Regions from separate parts of the Homo sapiens genome. Here region 1 is linked to region 2. A link is a contact called in ENCODE Hi-C data. All regions are on one chromosome and are shown on one strand. The core of a region is the stretch at or near the end of the contact, and the rest is flanking DNA. Distances in the headings are between cores, read along the strand shown.

The links. Hi-C counts contacts between places; a loop is a spot of excess contacts on that map. Pooled maps may share reads with other maps.
Region 1: a map of dorsolateral prefrontal cortex shows a loop between it and region 2 (2.9-fold over the local background). The contact joins the promoter of SNX3 here to the enhancer-like site in region 2. A Hi-C loop is called at or near these places in 2 of 168 maps with a recorded cell type or tissue (dorsolateral prefrontal cortex and esophagus muscularis mucosa) and 4 of 50 pooled maps.

The regions. Positions count from the first base shown.
Region 1 is chr6:108,259,533-108,264,298 of GRCh38, reverse strand. SNX3 (sorting nexin 3) reads left to right here and starts at 3,259. Exons shown (of 4, transcript NM_003795.6): 1 at 3,259-3,539. The coding sequence starts at 3,378. RefSeq lists an enhancer at 2,239-3,074 and silencers at 3,202-3,461, 3,572-3,681.
Region 2 is chr6:107,969,966-107,975,314 of GRCh38, reverse strand. No RefSeq gene overlaps it. Among named protein-coding and RNA genes, the nearest start is that of SEC63, 14 kb to the right of the region's middle. Within about 2 kb of position 2,695, at least 2 of the 41 ENCODE cell types and tissues checked have a DNase peak (open chromatin) inside an H3K27ac peak, as active enhancers do.

The DNA.
Region 1 (4,766 bases), core at 2,010-4,509, 290 kb before region 2:
AAAACTTGACTCAGTGCCACCCACTCATCCAAGGTGGGAGTGGGTGAGTAAAACTAACCACATTGAGATTCTAATTGTATTAAGTTATTAATTTTAGATAGTGACTTTTTCTGATATTAAGTCCTCCCATCCAGGAACATAGACTCTTTTCTCTTTAGGTTTTGTCTTACATCTTTGAATACAATTTCATAGTTTTAGTCCTATGTTCCCTTTGCTCCTTATAGTTCCTATCCCTTCCTTCCTAGATATTTTGTACTTCTGGTCACTTGCAAACAGGGTATTTTCTTCCATTTCCATTCTAACTAGATATTGCATAGACAAAGGAAAGCTATTACATTCTTTATTTCTGTCTTGCCACTACATTCTCTTGTTAATTCTAGTAGCTTATTATTTCTGGATTTGTATTCTAGAAATGCAATCACAATTCCTGAAAAATAAGGATAATTTTTTTTCCTGATATTTACACCAAGAAGGTCTTCTTTGGCTATACAACTGTGCTATGATGCTGTGCTGCTGTCCCTCCTAGCCGCTTCCCCACTGCAGGCATTTGTTCTGGCTGCCCACTGCTGCCCTGAGTGGTCGCCAAGGAATCAGACAGAAGCATTCTATGAGAATATTCCATGATTGCTTTGTTCAGGTGTCACCGATGACAACATAATACAGTAGTTCCTGGTCTCTTAGCTTGCATAGACTTCAATTCAGAGTCATTGATATGTATTTATTGAGCTTACATTTCTAATCATACCAGTCAAATTCCCATTTGGTCTGTTGCATTAGGAGACATGCCCAGCATTAATATCTAATGAGCTTGTCTGTCACTATCTGTCACATTATTCAGTTTTATTTGCCTCATAGCACCAATTATATTGGCAGGTGTATTATTTACTGAATTGTCTCCCTAAGACAGACTATATACTAGGCTATAAACCTGACTTATCTACCCTTTCATTTCTAGTACTTAGAATGAAAACATCTAGTAGGTCTTCAACAAATATTTGTTGAATTAATAAATGAATGTTGTTTTCTGGAAAATAATATACATTGTATTTAAGTAATGCCTTTTTTTTTTTTTTTTTTTTTGAGATGGAGTTTTGCTCTTGTTGCCCAGGCTGGAGTGCAATGGCACGATCTCGGCTCACCACAATCTCCGCCTCCCAGGTTCAAGCAATTCTCCTGCCTCAGCCTCCCGAGTAGCTGGGATTACAGGCATGCGCCATCACGCTCGGCTAATTTTGTATTTTTAGTACAGACGGGGTTTCTCCATGTTGGTCAGGCTGGTCTCAAACTCCCAACCTGAGGTGATCCGCCCGCCTCGGCCTCCCAGAGTACTGGGATTACAGGCGCAAGCCACCGCACCCGGCCAAGTAATTTCTTTTTATTCCAGTGTTTCTTAGTGTTATTAAGAATGGTTGCTGTTGGCCGGGCACGGTGGCTCACTTCTGTACTCCCAGCACTTTGGGAGGCTGAGGCGAGCGGATCAGCTGAGGTTAGGAGTTCGAGACCAGCCCGGCCAATAAGGCAAAACCCCGTTTCTACTGAAAATACACAAAAATTAGCTGGGTGTCATGGCGCACGCCTGTAATCCCAGCTACTCGGGAGGCTGAGGCAGGAGAATCGCTTGAATCCGAAAGGTGGAGATTGCAGTAAGACAAGATGCGCCACTGCACTCCAGCCTGAACGACACAGCGAGACTCCGTCTCAAAAAAAAAAAAAAAAAAAAAAAAAAAAAAAAAGCAAGAAAGAAAAGAAATTTGCAGTTCAAGGGACAGATCAGTCCAAGCACGGTGGTTCATACCTGTCATCTCAGCACATATGGGAGGCCACGGCGGGAGGATCACTTTGATGCTGGGAGTTGGAGACCAGCCTGGGAATCACAGTGAGATCCCGTCTCCACAAATAATTACTAATAATTTAAAATCTAAAGAAAAGGGGGGCGGGGAAGATCAGGTTATTTAAAGTAATTATAGTGTTAAACTTGACATATTAAAAAATGCAGAAATAGTTGTGAGGGATAACTCTCTGGGCAGAGATAGAAATGTATCGTATCTCAACATTTAAAATCTGCATTTCCCATTGGACCATAAGAGATGAACTAGGACCTAATTAATTGGGTTTTCTCCCCGTTTCTTTCTTTCTTTTTTTTGAGACAAAGTCTCACTCTATTACCCAGGCTGGAGTGCAATGGCAGATCTCAGCTCACTGCAACCTCTGCCTCCCGGGTTCAAGCGATTCTCCTGCCTCAGCCTCCAGAGTAGCTGGGATTACAGGCGCGCACCACCACGCCCAGCTAATTTTGCATTTTTAAGTAGAGATGGGGTTTCACCATGTGGGCAAGGCTAGTATCGAACTCCTGACCTCGTGATCCGCCCGCCTCGGCCTCCCAAAGTGCTGGGATTACAGGCATAAGCCACCGTGCCCGGCCTTCCTCCCCGTTTCTTAAAAAGGCTCATGTGAGTTGCATTTCCAGTCCTGTAGAGGTACGTTTAATACTTTTCAAAAAAAAAAAAAACTTATCAGGACTTCGTGAGAAACGAAAGTGGACACCCAAAGCAGCTTGCAGCCGGTCTACTGTTACTTTGTTTTAGCGGACCGACCTGTCTCCAAAATCGATTTGACCATAATGCTAGGATTTAACTAGGGCTTTAGTTTTTATTTCACTCCCCCACTTTACTGGTTTCAACCTATCAATCCAGACGCGTGTCTGGTGCAACGCTCGGGTTTATGGCAAAATCATCTCAGGCATTTGCTTAACCTTCTCCAGAAAGGCATTTTCAGGGGTTCACAGTGAGACGGTGCACAGGTTGGCACAGAGTTAGTAGGGGCAGTTTTGTTTCGATTTGCGGGCAAATCTCTAAGATCTCTCCGTTTAACTTTCGCCCGCAATTCCCAAAGCCGCTAAAGCCGTTTCCGGCGCTCTACCCCGCCGCAGGCCGAGGCTGGCGCAGAGAGACAGGAAGCGCCAGCTCTGGGCGTCTGGGTCCTCGCCTCCTCGGCCGCAGCCCCGCGGCGGCGCGCTCGCGGTGCATTGTGGGCGCTGTAGTCCGGCCGGAACCTGTTTGCGACCCCGAGTCCCATGACACCGCTTCTCCTCACACCCCAGTCCGCAGTGCCCCTCCCCAGCCTCGGCCGGGCCTCCCGGGAGCCGGGCGTGGCGTTCCAGCTAGTGAGCCGTTTCTCCCCTGGGCTCGGAGGCGGAAGCTTGAGGGGCGCGGGGAGGAGCTTCGCGTGCGGGGTGAACGCCCGCTCTACGTGCTCGTTCTCTTCGCGACCGCTGCGCGCGAGCCCCGTGTCCCCACGGCGGGCAGCAGCGGCGGCGGCGGCGGCTGAACGCGGAGGGGGCGGAGGGAGCCCGCGGCGGCGGCAGCAGCTACAGCGAAATGGCGGAGACCGTGGCTGACACCCGGCGGCTGATCACCAAGCCGCAGAACCTGAATGACGCCTACGGACCCCCCAGCAACTTCCTCGAGATCGATGTGAGCAACCCGCAAACGGTGGGGGTCGGCCGGGGCCGCTTCACCACTTACGAAATCAGGGTCAAGGTGAGGCCGTCTCTCCCCTCTCCCAAGAAACCCCTCCCGCTGGCTCTGGTCACCCCCACTCGACCCGGGAGTGGACCCCCGCGGGCAGCCACAGCCTCCCAGGCCGGGAGCCCCCTTGCAGAGGCGGGCCGGGGTCGTGAGCCAGGGCCCCTCTTCCTGTAGGGCTGGTGTGGGGGGCTGCAGAGCGAGCCCGGCGCGCTGGCACTTGGAGAAGGTGCTCGAAGAGGAGGGCGTGGGTTGAGCGCCGCTTGCCCCTCCAGCAGCTGATCAGGGAATGACATTTGAGTTGGAAAGGGGTAGATCTTTCGAGAACACATCCCTTCGCTGGGAAGGGAAAGAGATGTTGACAGAGAAAAGGGGCTTGCGCAAAGTTAAAGCCTTTTCCCAGTTTTCTCTTCCTGGAGACTTCCCAGAGGTAGCAAGCCAACCCGGCTGCTCCAGGCCCTTCCCGAGCTGCTAAAGTAACCTGGGTTGTGCAGTCTTCTGAACGGGACTTAATGAAAGTTCACAGAAGCCTGACAATTTTTGATAGGGCTGAGCCAGACCAGAAGGGTGATTGGACATGGTTGACTTCAGCATTTTGGGCCACCGCCCTGCCAAAGGCTGAGGTGTGGTGTCACCTACCTCATAATCCAGAACTACAGTTGCTTTAAGAAAAGACTAGGGATCTTGCTCTCTTAATTCGAGATTTGCACTTAATTGAATAAAGAAATCAACAGAAATAAAATATACCTAATTTCATAACTAGTATTTGTTGGCAATAATTTAGATGATTTGAAAGATGTTAATTGAAAATAGTGCTTCACTTTCACTCTATAATTCAGGATTAAAGAATTTGCCCATGTATGGAAGCATCTTTAAAAATTAATTACATTAATTTAAAGATGACAGCAAATTATTAAAAGTTAAGTGTAAAGCGATTTTTCCTTTAATCAAAATTTATATGACAAGCTACTATTAACATTTAAGTGAAAAAATTCTCATTAACTTACACACTTTGTGTCGTGAAAAACACAAAAATCAAATTTACCATCCTAACCATTTTTAAGTGTACATACAGCTCAGTAGTATATTCACATTGTTGTGAAACTTAAGTATTTTTAAAAAATGATTCTTACGTAGTTAGCATTGATTTTAAAAAGTTAATCAAACTTTAAGATATGAAACGAATAGTTTAATGTTTCAAGCCACTGTTGTCTTCTTATGGATGTGTAAAATGTGGATCAT
Region 2 (5,349 bases), core at 1,446-3,945:
CATTCCTCTTAATGTAAGGAAGAGGCATTTCTTTTTCTGACAGAATGAGACTGGATCATTAGCTGTCAAGATAGTCACGGTGCAGTTACTAGGTAAATATGGATTTCCTAAGGTGACCAGACAGGGTTTGAAAATCACTCTTGGCCAGGTGTTGTGGGTCATGCCTGTAATCCCAGCATTTTGGGAGGCTGAGACAGGAGGATTGCTTGTGCCCAGGAGTTTGAAACCAGCCTGGGCAACATAGTGAGACCCCATGTCTACAAAAAAGAAAAAGATTGGCCAGACATGGTGGCACCTGCCTGTGGTTCCAACTACTTGGGAGGTTGAGGTAGGAGGATCACTTGAGCCTAGGAGGTGGAGGCGACAGTGAGCCACGATCACACCACTGCACTCCAGCCTGGGCAACAGAGTGAGACCTTGTCTTGAAGAGAAAAAAAGGAAAAGAAAAAGAAAGAGAAAAGAAAATTACTCCTTAAGGTGATTAAATGTGCTTGACTTTGGATGCTCTAGATCGGCGGAAACTAGCAACATCCCCAAATGTAAGACCCGGTAGTAACAAATGGTATCATTGATTCTTCTCTCCATCCATGTGACCAGAGCTTGGTCCCTCACAGGCCATTGAGGGCCAACATCAAAGGCTGTGAGACTGTAAGAGTTCGGAAAACCCCGTGGTGGGGATTTGGTTTGTGATTGGTGACTGGGAGCAAAGTGGCTGGGTAGGGGTCTGAGGATATTTACTTTAAACCGCACCCACCCCAACTCCCATCCCCAGTGAAGCTTGGTTCTGGACTTCTTTCCTAAATCTTTGAGTAAATTACTACTTAAACCTTCCATAGGGATTGGAGATAAGATTGTATCTAAGAATAAGATGGCCCCTTGGCAATCAGCTTGGGAACCTCTTGGCAGACCAGGAGGGCCCCAAGCCCCAGAGTGGGGCAGGGGGATGATTTCTGTGATGTTCCACCCAGGAGAGCAGCTAGAAGCATCCTGTAAGAGATGGAAAACAGATGGGCTGAGAGTGTGTTCTAGAAACATGGCAAGACCACACATATTTTAAAAGAAAATAAACCAGGCTGGGCACAGTGCCTCATGCCCATAATCCCAGCACTTTGGGAGGCTGAGGTGGGCAAATAGCTTGAGCCCAGGAGTTTGAGACAAGACTGGGAAGCATGGCGAAACCCCATCACTACAGAAAATAACAACAACAACAACAAAATTAGTCGTGCCTGGTGGTGTGGGCCTGTGGTCCCAGCTACTTGGGAGGCTGAGGAGGGAGAATCACCTGAGCCCAGGAAGTTGAGGCTTCAGTGGGCTGTGATCACACCACTGCACTCCAGCCTGGACCACAGAACGAGACCCTGTCTCAAAAACAAAGCAAAACGAAACACCCCTAGCAATCAGTTCTTCCTCAGTATCCTCCTCCCATGCCACTTTCTCCAGCTGTCATTCCTGTTCCTTCCCTTCCGCTGAGCACCTTCGTTCCTCCCTGTCTTTCCTTCCCCTTCTTACCTGACAAACTGGTTTCTCTACTCTTGATAAAGTCATCCATTGGTGGCATGTGTGTTCCAAAAATCTACTAGACCAGCATTTCCCAAGTGTGTTTTTGCAAAACACTAAACCCTTGTTGACTAGGCATGTTGGCTGACCCCTGTAATCCCAGCACTTTGGGAGGTCAAGGTGGGAGGATCCCTTGAGCTCAGGAGTTCAAGACCAACCTGGGCAACATAGTGAGACCCTGACTCTACCAAAGGGGAAAAAAAAATAAAGAAAAAAATAATAATTAAAAAAAAACTCTTGTTTTGCTTATTCTGTTAAAAAAAAAAAAAAAAAGGGAGGCAGTGGTCAAATAATTTGGTAAACCTCACATCCTGTACTGCATCTTAAAGATTCACATGCCTGTTAATATATAAAGGATTTTTGGGTGTACTTCAATCCCTTCTCTTTCTCTTATTCTCTCTCTGCCTGATTCCAATTTAGGACCCTTCATCTGATACCTGCAGGTGAGGGATGGGTCACAGCAGCTGTAACACCATATAAATGACAGCCCCACAGTTCTCTTGCTCACTTATTTCTTAGGTTCATCTATTGGAGATGGGACCCTATGGGAACTGAATAGCTCAGCTTCAAAATGCATTTCAAAACTTTTTCCCCCCTTTTTCTCTTTTCTCTCCAGTCTCAAGATGTAACCTTGAAGCCTACTGCAGAAACCCTTTTTTCCTCCTTAGTATTAGGACGTAGCCTTGAAATGTACTTTATTTGAAACACCGCGTCTCTCCCTTTCTTACCATACACTCCCTTACACCATGCACATTTATCTAATTGTACTTGGATCTAATTATGTGCTTACTTAGAAGTTCCAGGGTCTAATCTTGACATAAACCAGACATGGAGGCCCAGCTGCAAAATGCCAGAGATTACCTCAAGGCTGTTAGTCTACAACCCGGCCATCGTTCAGATGACATCAGATCACCCTGACAGTCACCAGGGAAACAAGAGACACAGACCTTGAACTCAGCACCACTCCTGCATACTTCCCATTCCAAGTTCCCCTTTTTAAGTCCCTCTCCCTAGCCTAAAGTTGGGAATGGTCTTTTAAAGGCATGAGCCTGGCTATTCCCCAACTTCTAGCATTTGAATAAAGTTGCTTTCCTTTCACCACACCTCGCTTCTTGTGCTTTTGACCTCTGAGCGGCGAGCAGCAGGACTTGAGCTGGTTACACTGCATCTGAAGCACCCTGGGCTGCCCTCATCACTACTGTTGTAACTCATGTTCTGCAGGAACTGAGAGCCTGAGCAAATGAACCTGAAATTCAGTTTTTTCTTCCTTTTTGGTCCTCCTTACCCCCTTCTATTATATGAATGATATAGTCATAGAATTTGCCTATAAAATCCAGAAAACTTAGTTCCAGCCTATCAAAGTCACCCAGTTATGGGATTAAGATGATAATGATGGAGCAACTTTGTAAAGGGCTTTGAAGATCAGACTGAGACTCAGATATTCCTGGAGAGTGGAGGCTGGTAACCCCCTTTACCTTGTAGCTATTTGCATTCACTGATTTGCAACAGAATTAAGGAGCCCTCTGAATAAAATACTTGAACACTGTCCACGATTAGGATTAAGACATATACAGACATATCTGATTGACTAGGGGCCCCAAGTGGAAGCTAGATGTTTGGAGAATGAAATGGTCAGTATGAGGAATCTGGTGCAGGGAATAGAATAGTGAGTGGACACAAAGCTGAACATGCAGCTGGGAGAGGCGGCTCACGCCTGTAATCCCAACACTTTGGGAGGCCAAGGTAGGAGGATCACTTGAGGTCAGGAGTTTGAGAGCAGCCTGGCTAACGTGGTGAAACCCCATCTCTACTAAAAATACAAAAATTAGGCCGGGCGTGGTGGCTCATGCCTGTAATCCCAGCACTTTGGGAGGCCGAGGCGGGCAGATCACGAGGTCAGGAGATCGAGACCATCCTGGCTAACATGGTGAAACCCCATCTCTACTAAAAATTCAAAAAATTAGCTGGGTGTGGTGGCGGGCACCTGTAGTCCCAGCTGCTGGGGAGGCTGAGGCAGGAGAATGGCGTGAACCCGGGAGGCGGAGCTTGCAGTGAGCCGAGATCGCGCCACTGCGCTCCAGCCTGGGCGACAGAGTGAGTCTCCATCTCAGAAAAAAAAAAAAAATTAGACAAGTGGCTCACCCCTGTAATCCCAGCACTTTGGGAGGTCAAGGTGGGAGGATCCCTTGAGCCCAGGAGTTCAACAAGCTGGGTGCCTGTAATCCCAGCTACTCAGGAGGCTGAGACACGAGAATCGTTTGAGCCTGGGAGGCAGAGATTGCAGTGAGCCGAGGTCGTGCCACTGCACTCCAGACTGGGCAACAGAGTGAGACTCAAAAACATAAATAAATAAAAATTAAATTAAATAAATAAATAAAATAAATAATATAAAAAAATCTCAAAAAAAAATAAATAGAAATTTTAAAAAAATGAACATGTTTGTCCTGGAGTCAGAATGACTTTATTCAAAACCCACCTCTACTGCTTACTATATGCGTGACCCTGGGCCTATTTCTTGGTCTTTCTAAACCTTCTTTCTCTCATGTGGAAAATCGATGCAGTTATAGTTCCTACTTCATAGGGATAGTTGAGGATAGCTGATATAAGTCCTCAGCAAATGTTCATGTTATCAGCAACAAGACTTTACCATCAGAGAGTGGTTAGTGAGCCGCTCTGGATAGAATGGATGTCTACACAGGAACGTCCACTCCATTTGTGTACTCTGGGGAGAAAATGCCTGTGTGTGTGAGGTGAAGGTTCTGAGACCTGTTGATGCTCAAGATTCCTTTCTGTGGACGTCTCTCCTGACATCACTACTTCCACCCCAGTTTCAGAGAATATACGCTACTGCCGTCACCAAATTCTAGACAAATAACGTAGGTAATACTCAGGTACGTTCATTTTGCAAGAGCAATGACATGGATTTCAACTATTAAGATGCAAAGGCTCCAGTATTCAGGCATTGGCAACCTTGGTGGTGATGGCAAGGGTAATGCCTCTCTGGGTTCTGTTGTGGTCTGAGCCTGCAGAGAGCAATGAGAAAGTCCAATACGGGAACGCAAGAGAGCTCCCCAGGTTATTTGCACAACTTCTGCATAAAGTTGGATTTTCTGCAGCCTGCCAAGCAGGGTTAGAAAGCTACCTAGGGTCAGGCACAGTGACCCACTCCTGTAATCCCAGCACTTTGGGAGACCGAGGTGGGCAGGTTGCTTAAGCCCAAGAGTTCGAGATAAGCCTGGACAACATGGTGAAACTCCAACTCCACAAAAAATTAGCCAGGCGTAGTGGCATGTGGCTGTGGTCCCAGCTACCTGGGAGGCTGAAACAGGAAGATCGCCTGAGGCCAGCAGGTCAAGGCTGCAGTGAGCCATGATCGTGCTACTGCACTCTAGCCTGGCCAGAGAGTGAGACCCTGTCTGGAAGGAAGGAAGGAAGGAAGGATAGAAGGAAAGAAGGAAGGAAGGATAGAAGGAAGGAAAGAAAGAAGGAAGGGAGGAAAGCAAGCCATCAAGATTGAATGAATGAACATACAATTGGTGAAGCCCTAGACACCTGGGCTTCATTTATATATTTATATCATGGTAGCAATCATTTATTGAGGACATACTGTTACCAAGCCTGGGCTGGGCACCTTTCATGTTAACCCATTTGCAAAGGTACAAAACTAGTAGGAAAGTTATTCCCATTTTACAGATAAATTAAGTCATCTGCTTAAGTCACATAGGCAGTAAGCAGTAGAGCCAGGTTTTGAATTTAATCTGATTTGGAAGCCCAGGCTCTTCTCTGCTACTC